Linked DNA regions of Homo sapiens: region 1 is linked to region 2. Evidence: chromatin loops called from intact Hi-C (ENCODE). Cell type or tissue: GM12878. All regions are shown on one strand. Links, peaks and the distances in the headings refer to the core of each region. The heading gives the core; the rest is flanking DNA.

The links. Peaks named below come from ENCODE experiments on the same cell type or tissue, not always from the same donor. Only the 100,000 strongest peaks of a DNase experiment are listed, where the experiment ranks them.
Region 1: a loop joins it to region 2, with 11 times the contacts of the local background. A loop is called at or near these places in 12 of 110 quality-filtered maps.

Annotation. Positions count from the first base shown.
Region 1 is chr3:195,649,021-195,657,349 of GRCh38, forward strand. LOC105374297 (a long non-coding RNA gene) reads right to left here and starts at 3,139. Exons shown (of 3, transcript NR_136186.1): 1 at 2,940-3,139; 2 at 151-373. It also overlaps the pseudogene LOC100288016. In GM12878, for the core only: no CTCF peak of the experiment used is centred there; no DNase peak of the experiment used is centred there; H3K4me3 peaks cover 252 bases.
Region 2 is chr3:195,846,613-195,854,941 of GRCh38, forward strand. The region is part of intron 1 of LINC01983 (long intergenic non-protein coding RNA 1983); the gene reads right to left. It overlaps LOC107984010 (a long non-coding RNA gene), which reads right to left and starts at 498. Exons shown (of 2, transcript XR_924880.3): 1 at 425-498. RefSeq lists an enhancer at 4,211-4,711. In GM12878, for the core only: a CTCF peak has its summit at 4,439 (motif pointing left); a DNase peak (open chromatin) is centred at 4,419.

The DNA.
Region 1 (8,329 bases), core at 308-8,307, 200 kb before region 2:
GGATCTGATGTTCCAGTTTGAGGGTGGTGCTGCTGGCGACCCAGGCGGGAGCTGATGTTCTAGTTTTAGGGCCCTACAGCTGGAGACCCGGGGAGGAGCTGACATTCCCTTTCGAGGGCTGTGCAGGTGGAGACCTGGGGAGGAACTGATGTTGTTCTAATTTGAGTGTGGTGCAGCTGGAGATCCAGGGATGAGATGGCCCTGCGGTTCAAATATGAGGGTCCCGGAGCTGGACTCTACGTGAGGAACCAATGCTGCCTCTGATGTCTTAGGTTGTGGAGCTGGAAACTCGCGGAGGAGCTGGTATTGGTGTTTCTAGTTGAGGGTCGTGGTATTTCCAGGGTTTCACAGAGGCCAGATTTTATTTCAGTTACTCAGAAGAGAAAGAAAATGTCTTCTGAAAGAGGTGAACTCAGTCATTACCAATAGAAAAAGTATCCACTGTATTTATCTCTTATACAAACAGAAAAATATAACATTTTCCCCCTTAGAATATATATATATATATATATATATATATATATATATATATATATATATATATAAAACTTAAGGTTCTATTGTATGTATCCGAACAATAAAATCTGGAAACCAGCATGAAACTCTATTATTCACATGTTAAAATGTTGAAACTATGACCAAAATATGAAAACTGCTGGAGCTATCAGAAAGACACAAGACAAAAAGCTTCTTGCATATGTATAAACTAAATGTGATAATCTCAAAAAACTGTTCAAAATTATAATTACTTTCCAGTTTAAAAACTTTAATCCTAAATTAAAAAAAAAAATCTATACACAAACCACTGATTTGCCCAGACCAAAGAAAGAAAGAAAGAAAGAAAAGAAAGAAAGAAAGAAAGAAAGAAAGAAAGAAAGAAAGAAAGAAAGAAAGAAAGAAAGAAAGAAAGAAAAAGAAATCAGCGGTAAGGTAAGCAGGACCCAGAGGAGCTGATATTCACAGTTCTTACATGGACAACTCTTTCAGGAATTATCCATAAAGTACTTTATTTTACAACCTGCTTTTCTTATAAAACTAAAGGTGCACTTTTTTACATAAAAGTTTTATACAGTGTTAAAACCAGAACTGTGTGTAAAATACTGCATGTAAATGTTTCTAAATAGTCTTGTTCCAGTGGTTCATCGGTGACTTCTGTGGCTTCGTCATCATTATCCATGGATGATTCTGAAAGAATCTCTCCAGTTTTACTGGAATTGGATCCTACTAATTCTTCTGTTTCACGGCAGTCAGAAGAACCACTACTTTCAGGGCCTTCGTTTTCACTACCTTCAGAATGTAGTAAATCTTTCTCAGCTTGAGACACATCAGATTCCTCCATTTCATTATTTTCCTCAGAAGTCTCTTCATTCACAGTTGAGGCATCATCAGATTCTTTTTCTTGGTTTTTTCTTTCTGGGACCATTTCTCTTGATGTCATAAAAGACTCTAAAAATAAGCAAATGTTGTTGTACTTAAATTTTATATTCAAAATACCTCCACAGTTAAGTTTCGTGAATTCTGATGTTCTGTAGTTCAAATCACATCCCCTGAAATTCAGCAGCAACTGCATACAGGTGGGAGAAAAGCCCAGCGTCGACATTACAAGGAGTTCCATGATGTACAATTCTTTCACAAAAACAATGAATGCAAGAATTTGAGGATCTCCTTACTCCTCCCTTTTACAGATGGTCTCTCAATCCCTTCTTCTTCCTCTTCATCTTCATCTTCTTCTGAACGCGCTGCCGGGTACCATGGCTTTTTTTGTCTTTATCATGAGATGAAGGTGATGCTTCTGTTTCTTCTACCATAACTGAAGAAATTTCGCTGCAAGTCGCTTGACTGGCTATTTCTCCGACTTCGCCTTTTTTGTCAAACCTGAGTCTTTTTACCTCATGCCCCTCAGCTTCCACAGCATCTTCATCTGGATGTTTATTTCTCAAAGGGCTCACTGAGGAAACTTCTGATTCAGATGTCGAAGAGTCACTGAGTTTTCTCTTCATTTTGCTGCAAATTTGCCTCTTTGCTGTCTGTGCTCTCAGGCCACCCATTTGTTGTCATGGGGGCTGACAGAGAAACCTTTGGTCGATTACGTGGCCTGGGTGTCCCAGGCCCATTTATATTAGACCTCTCAGTATAGCTTGGTGCATTTCCAGGAAACATCACACCATTCATTCGATTTAAACTATTGGAATTGTTTTTCTCTGAAGAAGGATAAACACAGCTAACAACCATCACGTTCTTTTCTACTCCTCTGAGAAATTTGTCTGTTCCTGTATAGTTTCTCCTCGGATCTGTTAACAATTCACATAATCGCTGAATAGTAAAAGGGATACGGTTAAATCCAGTGACAGTTTTTCAGTATTCTTCCCTTTGTTTCATCACAGGGAATATATTCGACATTAGGGTTGGGAGGACCTCTTGGCGCAGGAGCTGAAGTTCTGAAATCATCCATCACTTTCTCCAGTTTGAAAATAAAATAGCCTTTAAATTGGGACCACGGAATCTGTTTCTCCAGTCTTGGCTACATGACAAAAGGAACTGATCCAGGACAGGACAGACTTTCTTTTTTGCCTCTTCTCAAAATCTTCCAGCGCCTCCTGGAGCCTGTCGACGTCCATGGCTTCCCGGAGTCCCTCACAGCCTCCGCCTCCCTCCGCGGGTCTCTTGGGGACCGGAACGCCTCCCCCCACCCCCCGACGTCCTCCCACTCCCTCGCACACCCTCCAGCACGCAGGCCAAGTGGGGTGGGGGGGAACGAAGGGAGCCGGGGAAGCGTGTGAGAGAGTGAGACCGACAGAGTGAGCACCTCCCCAAGCCGCTACCACCAGCCCTCCAACATGGCGCCTGGCACATCACCCTAAAAAGTCATTTCTTGGAGAAGCGATGGATGACAGAGATTAATCTGAGAGTTACTATTAATGGAGAAACTTAGAACTTACCATTTTTCCTGTGAGGTTTCGGTGCTGATACTTCTATTCTGTGAGTTCTGGCAATTGTGTCCGTTCACCCAGCCTGGTGATGCAGCAGGTGTCACAGAAGGACCCTGTCCCAGCTGGTCCTGCTCCACTGCTAGGATGGTGTGGCCTCTGATCTGTGACCGTGTCTTGAGGGGAGACCAGGCCCTTGATCACAAGCGTATCCATGGTGAGGTTCCGTGGATGGAAGCTCATGGATGTTCCTTCCTGATGTTCATCTGCCACCATGCTATTGAATGCATCTTGTTTATAACTGTCTTCTAAATATTGAATAGAAATAAAGCGTTTTTACAGTATGGGTAAGGTATAAAGAATATTGACACATTGGACACAGAGGACCTCCACCAAGTTTAGGGAGTAGAATCTGAAGAGACATAGCTTTGGATGCTCCCTGGAGGCCCTGCCTGAGTCCCAGTCCCTTCCCTTCTCCTACGGAGGGAATCACTTCCTGCTTTAGTCTTTATTATTTGCACACTTTCCTTCATAGTATGTTTCTTTCACCGTGTGTGTACATCCCTAAAAGATATGCCATTTAGTTTTTGAACTTTCTGTTTTCTTTTTGAGGCAGGGTCTTGCTCTGTTGCCTCGGCTGTAGTTTTGAACTTTGACGTGAGGGAATTCTCCTGCGTGGCTGCTCCTGCACTGCATGGCTCTGAGCACCTGCTCTGTGTCTATTTTTGTCCTCCATTCTCTCCCTGAGACCCACCCACACTGACATGGCTCATTTTCATTGCTGCATGGTCTCCCGTCGTCTGAGGGGAGCATGGGAAATGTCTTCATCTTCCCGTGGATGAGTGTTTGGCCAGGTTGGGGCCCTTAGGACTGTGTTTTGTTGGGAACGTTCTTGGGCATTTCTTTTGTACACAAGCGCAAGTTTCTTCTGGTCAGTAGCTTTCAAATTTTAAAATTTCATCCCAGGTAAAAATGTAATTTTCCTCATAACCCACAACACACACACTTTCATATACAAGCATAGCAGAAATATACTTCACAAGCGTTAGCAGTGCCTGGTGTTCCTGCTTCTCTCCATTCTCCCCAACGCTGGCATGGATTGGGTTGTGGGATTTTTGCCCGTCTGGTGGTTGTCACGTGATATCTCCCCCTGTTAGGCTGAGCCCCTCTTCATGTTTTCATTAGCCATTCCTCCACATTTCCTCTTCTGTGGAGGGCCGGTTCAGCTCTTTTGCCCAGTTTCTGTTAAGTTGTTTGAATTTTTGCACTTTTCCTTTATTATTCCTATTACTATGTTTTTGAGACAATATCACTCTGCCACCCAGGCTGGAGTGCAGTGGCGCGATCTCAGCTCACTGCAACCTCCATCTTCTGGGTTCAAATGATTCTCCTGCCTCAGCCTCCCAAGTGGCTGGGATTACAGGCACGCACCACCACGCCCAACTAATTTTTATATGTTTACTACAGATGGGGTTTCACCATGTTGTCCAGGCTGGTCTGAAACTCCTGACCTCAGGTGATTCTCCCACCTCAGCCTCCCAAAGTGCTGGGATTATGTGGGTGGCAAGCCACCCAGGCACCGAGGCAAGAGACAGAGGACACGAGCTGTTCCAGTATAATAAAATATAAAACAAGAATAGTTATACCAGATATAGATCTTAGATATGATTATATATGAATATCATTAATCATTAGTTTGTAGCAATTACTTTTTATTCCAATATTATGATAATCCTTGCTCTATAATCGTAGCCTAGGAAAAACCAGGCCATACAGAGATAGGAGCTGAGGGGACATAGTGAGGTGTGACCAGAAGACAAGAGTGCGAGCCTTCTGTTATGCCCGGACCGGGCCACCAGAGGGCTCCTTGGTCTAGCGGTGATGCCAGCGTCTGGGAAGATGCCTGTTACCAGGCGGATAGCAAAAGGTGTCAAGGAACAACACCCGATACTTAGCAGACCGGGAAAGGGCGGGGAGGGGGGGGGGTCTCCCTTTCCCCGGGGGAGTTTAGAGAAGACTCTGCTCCTCCACCTCTTGTGGAGGGCCTGACATCAGTCAGGCTCGCCTGCAGTTATCCGGAGGCCTAACCGTCTCCCTGTGATGCTGTGCTTCAGTGGTCACGCTCCTAGTCCGCCTTCATGTTTCATCCTGTACACCTGGCTCTGCCTTCTAGATAGCAGTAGTAAATTAGTAAAAATACTAATAGTCCCTGATATGCGGAAATAATGGCATAAGCTGTCTTTCTCTCTGTCTCCTCTCCCTCTCTGCCTCGGCTGCCAGGCAGGGAAGGGCCCCCTGTCCAGTGGACACGTGACCCACGTGACCTTACCTATCATTGCAGGTGACTCACATTCTTTACCCTGCCCCTTCTGCCTTGTATCCAATAAATAACAGCGCAGCCAGACATTCGGGGCACTACCGTTCTCCGCGCATTGGTGGTAGTGGCCCCCCGGGCCCAGCTGCCCTTTCTCTTATCTCTTTGTCTTGTGTCTTTATTTCTACACTCTCTCGTCGCCGCACACAGGGAGAGACCCACCGACCCTGTGGGGCTGGTCCCTGCAGGGTTATAGGCATGAGCCACCATGCCCGGCCTGCTTTTTTCTTTTTCAAAAGGACTCTTTCTAGATTATACCTATTCATTCCGGTGACTATATGTGGGGCAAAGATGGGTTTGAATCCACCAGGATAAACGTGCCGGATCTCCTCTCTGATGGAAGAAGAGACAGGGATAGAAGGGTGCAGAGAATCAGAGCCAAGAGGAGGCCGAGTCAGGCGGGGGTTGCAGGCTGCTGTGAGGACTTGGCTGCTTCTCTGAGTCTGGTGGGATTAGCAGGGGATTTAAACAGAGGAACCGTGGGATCTCCCTTATGCATTTCTGCCATGGTTGGCTCAGCTGAACACACCTCTTGAGCAAGACTTGGTCTTGGACACCCAGAGGCCCTTGGTTGAGGGTTTACCTCCTGGCGTGGCCACTGACACATCCACGTTTGTCTCCCACACGGCTGGGCGGCCCCGAGACCTGCTGTGCGTGCCCTTCTCATTGGTGGCATTTCTCAAGTTTGTCCCCTCTCAAGTCTGCCCCATCCGGAAAACCAAACACCTCTCTCTCCTACATGGAAACCCCCGTCAGCACCTCCTCCTGACTCACAGGGCATCCCGTCAACATCACAGTCCCAACCTTCCCACATGGAGAAGCTCATGGGACCCCCGATGGACCAGGACAGTGCCAGCACTAAGACGTGCCCTGAAACTCACAGGAAGAGCGGACCAAGAAGCCGGGAACAGCACGGGGCACTGGGAGCTGCAAACGCCCACGATACTGTGAGAGACGGAGAAAGGTATGACAGGAGGAGCAGACCAAGAAGACGGGAACAGCACGGCGCACTGGGAGCTGCAAATGCCCACGATACCGTGAGAGATGGAGAAAGGTATGGCCATGGCGGTCACAAAATGTTCCTCAACATTTATTAAAGGCCTAAATGGAGAACATAACGCTATCAAACCCTTAGCTAAAAACACAGGGGAAAATTCGTATGGCCTGGGGTTAGGCGAAAAGTTCTTAGACATGACACCAAAAGCATGATTCATAAGATTGACAAATTAAATTTAGTCATAAATTTAAAATTATAATTCTATAAAGCAATATAAAAATCCAAAGAGAATGAAACATGAACTATGGTCTAGAAATAAACATTTGTGAATCACACGTCTCACAACCTACTGGCACGCAGGATATATGAAGAACCATCAAAACTTAACCATAAGAAAGTAAAAACCCCAGTATTAAAGAGAGGGCCAATATTGGAACGGAGGCCTCATCAAAGAAGGTATAAGGAGGGCATATTGCCCGAGAAAGAGGCTCAACATCATAGAGATGCTGGAGAAATGCCAGTCAGCAGTACCTCTGCAAATCCATTAAAATGGCTAAAAACAGACAAAACCCATGGGCCAACCCAGGTTCTAGTGATGATGCAGAGGAACTGGGACCCTCATAAGCTGCAGTGGGAATGGGAGGGGTCCCGCCATGCTGGAAAGTGGTCCTGGAGTTTCTTACGAAGTTAAGCACATCCTTACCATGTCATCCAGCAACCCCACTGCTGAAATGTCCCCCAAGGGAAAACTTAAACGTGCACACACAAACCTGCACACAAGTGTTTAGGCCTCATTCCTCATTGCCAATAACTGGAAGAAAACAAAATGTCCGTCGGCAGGAGCAGGAGAAGGCGTGAACTAACGCGGATGCTTCCACACAGGGGGCACCAACCAGCAGTGGAAAGATGCACCCAAATGCCCCAGGTCTCCCAGGCTACATGCCCGTTGAAGGAAGCTAGTTTCGGTGGGCACAGGCCAAAGGATGCCAACACATGACATCTTGGAGAAGACAGTGTACCGTGTCGGGGAGCAGGGCAGTGGTTTCGAGGGGCTACGGGTGGAGGGGCGAATGGAGGAGCTCTCTGGGGCGATGGCGTGAGCACCTGCACCTCACTGTGGGCTGCTGCGGCTGAGGGGCTGGTACGGCAAACACTGGCTTCAGTACATGCAGACTGAAGGAGGAAGGCTCCCACAACTCAGAGACAGAGGGTGTCGCCTCCATGAAACAAAAACATATTTTAAAAAAAAACCTCTTAAAATTAAGAAAAAAACCACAAAAAGTATTTCATAAGCGCATTGACTTTGAGTTGACACAATCTACCTGGGAGCATGGAACTGAAACCACAGGCTTGGCAATCCCGGAGGGAGAGGGTGGAGGGTTTAGACCTCAATTGAAGGGCTCAGTACCTGGCTATAGGAAATAACATTTAAAAAGCAGCAGGGTGGAAATAATTTCTGCTGATGAGGTTGCATCTCTCCAGATAGCCGGCAGAGTAAATTAAAGCAATATAGTCTTGCTCTGTTGCCCAGGCTGGAGTGAAGTGGCGCCATCTCCGCTCACTGTAAGCTCCGCGGGAGAATCTCTTGAACCCTGGAGGCAGAGGTTGCGGTGAGCCGAGATCCCGCCATTCCACTCCAGCCTGGGCAACAAGAGCGAAACTCCGTCTCAAACCAAACAAAATTAGGTAACTAACCCAGGACTAAAACAGCGTAACTTTAAAAAAATAAGTCTAGGAGGTATGATGTTCATTCCCTGCAAGCCAATAAAGGTCACGTCTGGGGCATACATCTAAAAAAATAATCCTAAAGAGAAAGTTATGGTCACAAATATGTTCTGTATGGTGTTATTAAGAGCAAAAATGGGAAACAACCCAAATATCAGTAAAATGGGACTGAACCCTTGCAAATTTACTAAAATAAAATTGTTAAACATGATGCACAAGACGAAGATTTTAATAAAGTGAAAAGACAGGAAACATACTTACTAATGATTATTGGTTTATTTTTCATGCCACTTCATTCCACAAAAA
Region 2 (8,329 bases), core at 316-8,315:
CCTTGGCGGTGGCCTCCAGTGGAATATGAAGTGACCAGCAAAGTCCCATGCGGGGGGCTGGTGCATGTTTTCGAAGGAGGAATCGTATCAGAAGCTGAAGGCAGCTCACATCACAACTTGTTTGCAGGGATTTTGTCGCATCTTTCAGTAAAATTAGCAAAAGTGTGACAGCAGTTATAGAGATGTCTGCTGAGGCTGGAAAAATAGCCAGTGGGTGACTCTGCCTCCCCAGTGAGGCTGTGGGACGAGACCTCCCAGGCTAGGCTGCAACTAAACGGCAGAACCGAATGACAGAGAGTGGCAAAAAAATCATTAAGCAGTTTTAGATCAAAACATCTTCCCACTGGGCAAGTATATAATTTTCCCCACCAAGATCACCAAGATCAGACAAGGGGGCCGGGTGCGGTGGCTCATGAGTACTTACCGTGTACCTGTTACTTGCCAGGCTGTGGGTACAGGAGATAAACCTGGTCTCTGCCCTCATGGAGCTTCCTGTCTAGTGGGAAATCTTTCCCCAGCTGTCTGGTGTCCACTCCCTCTGCCTGCCCACTTCTGACCCTTGCCCTCTTCCTCCCCCGCCCTGGGCCTCGCTCCTCTCTTGGCACCTATGGGCAGAGAAAGAGGTTGCCCAGGTTATCAGCCACACCCCTTTGGGCTCCGTTTCCATTTCGGAGTGTGGCCTGGTCTCTGCTCTCCCCAGGGAGGTTTTGTGCATTAGTCACTCGGCTTGCGGAACATGGGTCAGCAGAGATGATGGGGTCACCAGGAGGACAAGGCTGCAGAGCAAGGACTTGCCCCAGAGTCTCACCGCCTCTGGGCCCCTCTGGAATGACCACGGCCAAGCCTGTCCTGGGGAGAAAAGAAGGCACAGGCCGGTGATGGGTCTAGCTGGGGCTGGCGCTAGGTGCGGGGCCCCACCGGTGACATGCCTGATCTGTCCACACGCCCGGAGGAGGGCAGTCCCGGCTGTCCTGGGCTGGCCTGCGCTGCCCCCTTCCCTCCTTTCCAGCCTGTCACAAACCCTGGCACTTCCTGCTTGGTGCCTCGGTTCAGGCCTGGGTCTTGCTCCCTGGGACCAAGGAGGGGCTTCCTCCCTGATCACCCCCGCCCCGGACACCACACCTTCGGTTCACCCTGTGCCCACCTCTGCAGACTCCCAGGAGCAGCCCTGCACAGCGCCTCCCCCACCTCCAAGCCGGACCAGGCCACACCCTCCCCAGTGCTTCTCCTGCTCATCCATGGACAACGCTACAGGCCACCGAGTTGGCCCCCACACCCTTCCTGGGGGTGGGGGTATCTTTATGAAAATGGAGGGGAAATAGAGATGCTCTCAGCATAACAGTGCACCAGAGTCGTGAGGCCACCAATGATGGCAAAAGAAAGGTGCGCTGGTTTTGTGGCTGTGCCTTTCCGAGGGCCATTTTCTTTCACCCTCTCCCCTCCTCCATGGCTCCTAAAGTCTTCTCGTCTGCTCCAGGAAGAGGAAGATTGGACGGAGCCAAGGTCCTGGGTGGATAGAAGGGCCTCCAGGACCCCCTGGATGTGGAGGAGGGAGGGAAAAGCTAGGGTAGAGCAGAAAGAATCCCCAGTGTCCCCATCCTGGGCGAAGGCGGCTCTGAACATGTAAATATTTGATGGATTTACAAGAAAGATTTCCTTCTGGAATAGACTGTATCTTTACACTCTTTCAGATAACATGGGAATAGTTGAAGAGTCCTAATGTTACAAGGAAGGGGTCTCGATCTAGATCCCAAGAGAGGGTTCTTGGATCTTGTGCAAGAAATAATTCAGGGTGTGTCTGTAAAGTGAAAGCAAGTTTATTTTTTTGTTTGTTTGTTTTTATTTCGAGACAGAGTCGCTCTGTCACCCAGGCTGGAGTGCAGTGGCATGATCTCGGTTCACTGCAACCTCCGGCTCCCAGGTTCAAGCCATTCACCTGCCTCAGCCTCCCGAGTAGCTGGGATTACAGGCGCCCGCACCACGCCTGGCTAATTTTTGTATTTTTAGTAGAGACAGGGTTTCACCATGTTGGCCAGGCTGGTCTCGAACTCTTGACCTCATGATCCACCACCCGCCCCAGCCCCTGGCCTCTCAAAGTGCTGGGATGACAGGCGTGAGCCACCATGCCCGGCCCGAAAGCAAGTTTATTAAGAAAGTAGAGGAATAAAAGAACAGCTGCACCACAGATGGAGGCCTGAGGGCTGCTTTGCCCATTTTTATGGCTCTCTCTTGCTGATATGCTAAACAAGGGGTGGATTATCCATGCCTCCCCTTGCTAGACCATGTAGGGGAACTTCCTGATGTTGCCATGGCATTTGTAAACTGTCATGGTGCTGGTGGGCGTGTAGCCATGAGGACGCCCAGAGGTCACTCTCATGGCCATCTTGGTTTTGGTGGGATTGAGCCGGTTTCTTTACTGCACCCTGTTTTATCAGCAAGGTCTTTATGACCTGTATCTTGTGCCAACCTCCTATCTCATCCTGTGACTTAGAATGCCTTCACCATCTGGGAATGCAGCCCAGTAGGTTTCGGCCTCATGTTACCCAGCTCCCATTCAAGATGCAGTCGCTCTGGTTCACACGCCTCTGACACGAATAACAACAGCTAAGGATGATCGAGTCTCTACCGCATGCCAAGCACTTAGCATTGTGACCACTCTTTGTGGCAAATTCTTTTGATGTCTATGATACGGAAGAGAAAACCAAGGCTCGAGAAGGGTGAGAAAGTTGTTCGCGATCCTACACCCAGGCGGGAGTGGGGTATGCCCAGGCGGTCTTGACGAAAGCCCACGTTCCTAGCCATGACACTGGTGAGGTGGCCACGAAGAGGAAGGGACCTCCCATCACTCCGAGGCCCAGCTGCAGCCCTTGGAAGGCTGCACACCTGAGCGTGGTGTGCGCTGAGGCCGGGCCTCCCGGGGCAGCCCCAGGCAGCGGCTGGCTGCGGCAGGGGTGGGAGGGCAGGGGTAGGAAGGCACACGGCGGGTCTGGGGCGCTCCCTCCCTCGTTCCTTCACGCAGGTGCAGACTTGCATGGCCGTCTGAAGGCTCTCCCAGCTCCTCTGGCTGCCTCCTTATTTTCTCTCACACAGTCACCTCCCCTAATAGAACCCTGGGGAGTTTAATCCCCATCTCACGACTGCTTCCCGGAGGAGCCGGACGCACACTTGGCTGTGGATTTGTTCTCCAGCCACGCTCAGCTCCAGCCGGGACCGACGCGCTGAAGCCGCAGGGCCGGGTGCCGCCGGCAGGGGGCGCGCGCAGACAGGGAGGCCCCACCCCGGCCCGCGGAGGACGCGCTCCCCTCCCAGCGCAGCCCCGGCCTCAGCGCCTCGGTCCGCTCCGCCTGCACCTGCCAAGCCCGGCGTGCTGCAAAGCCTCGCTCAAGCTCACGTTAATTCCAAGTGAAGCTCAGGGGCTCTCAGTCCTGGGTGCTCATGACAACTCCGTGGAGAGCTTTTTAAAACTTATGGGCCACCGCCTGGCTCGGTGGCTCACGCCTGTAATCCTAGCACTTTGGGAGGCTGAGGCAGGTGGATCACCTGAGGTCAGGAGTTCGAGACCCGCCTGGCCAACATGGCAAAACCCCCGTCTCTACTAAAAATACGAAAAGTAGCCAGGTGTGGTGGCAGGCACCTGTAATCCCAGCTACTGGGGAGGCTGAGGCAGGAGAATCACTTGAACTTGGGAGGCGCAGGTTGCAGTGGAGCTGAGATCGTGCCATTTCACTCAGCCTGGGCAACAAAGCAAGACTCCGTCTCAAAAATAAAAATAAAAAATAGGCCAGCCACGGTGGCACATACCTGTAATCCCAGCACTTTGGGAGGCCGAAATGGGCGGATCACGAGGTCAGGAGTTCGAGACCAGCCTGGCCAACATAGTGAAACTACTCTATTAAAAAATGCAAAAAATTAGCCGGGTGTGGTGGCAGGCGCCTGTAATCCTAGCTACTCAGGAGGCTGAGGCAGGAGAATCACTTGAACCGCGGGAGACAGAGGTTGCAGTGAGCTGAGATTGCACCATTGCACTCCAGTCCGAGCAATAGTGCGAGATTCCATCTAGAAAATATAAATAAATAAAAATAAAAATAAATAAATAAATAAATAAACCTGGCCACGGCCTAGGGACCGTGCAACTCTTGATCACCTACAAACACCTGGAAAGCACACGTTGTGGCAAACATGGGCTTTGGTGACAGGAAGACCTGGGTCCAGATCTTGCTTGCTACCTGCTTACTAGCTGTGTGACCCTGGACAAACTGCTGAACTTCTCTGAACTTGGTTTTCTTAGCTAAAGAGAGAGAATATAAGACTTCTTATGCTTGTCAGGAGGATTCGTGTAATACCATGTCAAGTTCCAAGCACAGGGTTCTCTCTGGTGGACCAGTCGTTCTCAGCGAGGACAGTGATGACCCCTAGTGGACAGTGTGGGAAGTTCTGGGAGTGTTTCAACGAGGACAGTGATGTCCCCTAGTGGACAGTGTGGGAAGCTCTGGGGGTGTTTTCAGTTGTCACCGAGCCAAGGGCTACCGGCGCGAAGGGCCCGGCCTCCTGCAATGCGTGGGGCAGTGATGCGCCATGAGGAAATGTCACGGATCCTACGTGACAAAATAGTCTTGCGAACAATTTTAAGACAAACTGAATTTTCCGGGAATGCAACTACTGTGTAAGTTGAGAAAGTTTCATAACGTGTTTTGTTCGGCACTTTACCAACAGTTGTTCACCGACGTGGAAATCTTATCACTGGCGGCACCTGCCGCGTGTGGTATCTGAGTGGCCGTGACTCGTGCGTCCGCCCTCGTGTGTCACACAGTCACTTAGGCACAAGCATCTGACCCTTGTAACATCTTAGAGAAACGCTTCTCACGCGCCAGTGCACACAAATGCCTGCGGAACTTGTCAAAGTGCAGTCTCCTGTCCAGTTGGTCTGAGGGGGGACCTGAGAAACTCATGCTATGAGGTCCTAGTGTAGTCACGCCTAAGTGTGTGTGCAGAGAACACATTTATTATAAACTACGCTTCTCTTATCTCTCCTTTTTTTTTCTTTTTTTTGAGTCTTGCTCTGCCACCCAGGCTGGAGTGCAATGGAGTGATCTCGGTTCACTGCAACCTCTGCCTCCCAGGTTCAAGTGATTCTCCAGCCTCCCAAGTAGCTGGGATTACAGGCATGCGCCATCATGCTGGGCTAATTTTTGTATTTTTAGTAGAGACGAGGTTTCACCATGTCAGCCAGACTGGTCTCAAACGCCTGACCTCAAGTGATGTGCCCGCCTCAGCCTCCCAAAGTGCTGGGATTACAGGCGTGAGCCACGACACCCAGCCTCTTATCTCTTGTACAACACTTAGGGCATCATCTTGGGTCGAGTTCCCCAGGAAACACTCTGAGAGGGAGATTTGTGTGCCTGTGAGGGGCAGATAATACAGGATCGGGCAGAGGGAGAAGTGGAGCTGTGATATAGTCATAGCAGAGGATGCAGCTGGTCCCTCAGGGCTTAGGCCTGGGGTGGCCTTCAGAGATGTCCCAAATTGATGCCGGAGTGGAGACTCGACCGGTCACTGGATGTGTGCTTCCCCTCCCCCCAGGGACAAAAATGTGGCTCTCTTGGGCCTCAGCTGTGAGCTGTGAGCAGCCGACACTCCTGCAGCTGGAGGAAGGGTCTTGGTCCTGGATGACTGGTGTGGGTGGCAAACCCCAAATCTGCGATCAACAGTACGCTGATGTTTAAACATGGTATGTGGACAGATTACATTACCTTTGGAATTTAATTTCAGTATAGTAAGGCAAACCCCGAATCTGTGACTGACAGTAGGCTGATGTTTAAACACGGTATGTGGACAGATTATATTACCTTTGGAATTTCATTTCAGTAAAGTAAAGGTGTTGCAAAATATTTGTCCTAGAAAGGGAACACTGAGTTTCGTAGGTTTACAGCCTCTGTACAGGGTAAATGGCAGAGGCTCCTATTACCAGAAATGATAGTTCACCAAGCTCAGCAAATACCTACTGAGTGCCTACCATGTGCCAGGCGCTGTTTTAGGCACTTGGAGATACATCGATGAACAAAGCAATGAAGGCCTGTCCTCACTGGAGCTTACATTCCAGCAGGTGACAAGGGGTTACAGGCTGTGATCACAGTTTTCAGTTTCAGGCCCACATCTGCCCTCTGGATGACCCACAAGGCATCCCATAGTTGGCATCAGTCAATGGGTACCTAGTTTACAGCAAACCCACCACAACAGCTGGACAGGCACAGAGAACTCTTCTCTCTGACCAGAGGATCTGTGCTTCCAAAAGTATGGAGGAAATTCCCATTGGCTTTTTTTTCTCGTTCCATCTTCTCTTTGTTTGGCCGCAGAGGCAGCTGCAGTCTCAGGAAGTGTGTGGTGAAGCAGGGAAGCTAAAGCCCAGGCCTTCAAGCCAAAGAGCCAGAAAGGGTGGGGGAATAAGGGTGGGGTGGGGTGGCCCCAAAGCCAGAAAGTGTCACAGAGACTGAAGAGAAGGAGGTGCTCAGGGCAGGAATCCCATAAAGCTGGATCCAAGCTCCTGGGCCCATCCCTCGACGGCACAGGCATGGACCGTAAATATCCCTCGACGGCGCAGGCGCGGGCCGTAAGTATCCCTCGACGGCGCAGGCGCGGACCGTAAATTGCACACCGAAGGCCCTGAGAACTGAACCGTGGGTAGATTATCACCCCGGTCCCAGACTGGCCACTGGTTTGTGCACGTGTGGGGCAGATCCCAACCACAAAATACAGAGACTTGAAAACTGACATTGGAGCTGCCCTCGCTGGAACTTGGGGTCTCAGCCTAAGTCAACTACCTGCTAAAACCAACCTGCTGACAAACAAAAATAACATTCTCTGCAGGCTTTAAACAAGACCCAGAATCTCATAACTTCATCTTCACAGAGTCTAAGATACAATCCAAAACTACTCAACGTACAAAGAACCACAGAACTCTCACATCTCACAAGGAGAAAGACAAGCAACTGAGGCCAATCCCAAGATGAGGCAGGTGTTGGAATATCACAGACGTTAAGCAGCTGTTATAACCATGCTCCAAGGAGTAAGAACAAACACTACTGAAGTGAACAAAAAGATACATCATCTTGGCAGATACATGAAATATTAAAAAGAAATATGAAAATTTTAGAACTGAAAAATACAACAACCCAAATAGAAAATTCGCCTGAGAGGCACAAGATGAGAATGGGCCACAGGCCATGGACCTCCACAGGCAGCCCCGAGGCCTCCTCGGGTTTGGAGGACGTGGGTGGAGGGCACTGAGACCAGCACCAAAACAAGTGGCTTTGGTCCCAGAACCCTTGATGCTGCTGCCACTCAGGCCACCCATGTCCAAATCTGCCCAGTCCTGCCTGGCTCACAGTCTGGCTGTGCCTGCCTCCCCTCACCTCCACCCCTGCCCCACAACCATTACGCATTTCCTCAACTGCCTCCTCTATGAGCCCCTCCCACCCAGATGCAAGCTCCCACCGGGAGGGGACTGGTGGTTTCTCTCTTACTGTCATCACGACGCTCTGCATACAGCAAGAGGCACAAGAGGAGGTCTGGCAAAAGGAGGACGCACCTCCAACTTGGTCTGCAGGGAAGAAGCAAAAGTGAACAGGAAATAAGGTCTCGCAGCTGGAAGTTCTGACGCTTTGAATTCCTCACAATTTCTCAACCCCATTTCAAGACGAGGAAACTGATGCCATTGAGAGATTAAAAGGCTAGAATGGGCGGGCGCGGCGGCTCACGCCTGGAATCCCAGCACTTTGGGAGGCCGAGGCGGGTGGGTCACTTGAGGTCAGGAGTTTAAGAACAGCCTGGCCAACATGGAGAAACCCCGTCTCTACTAAAAATACAAAATTAGCCGGGCGTGGTGGCATATCCCTGTAATCCCAGCTACTTGGGAGGCTGAGGCAGGAGAATCGCCTGAACCCGGGAGGCAGAGGTTGCCGTGAGCTGAGATCGTGCCATTGCACTCCAGCCTGGGCAACAAGAGTGAAACTCCATCTCAAAAAATAAAATAAAATAAAATAAAAGGCTAGAATGAAGTTGCACACAAGTAGCAGAGCTGGGGCCCAACCCAGGGCCTTTAGCAAGGGAAGATGACAGAGCAAAGAAAAGAGGCACAGACAGCAGAGGCAGCTCTGGGAAGGGCCAAAGCATCAGCCTCCGCCGTCGGCCTTCTCCTTCCTGGGACAGAACGCCAGAGCTGGGAGGGGCCCGATCTCCTCCTTTACGGTCTGTGAAACTCAGGCCCAGGGAAAACAGGGGCCTGCCTAAGGTCACACAACCAGTGGCAGAAATACCTGCTTTCCTGAACTGT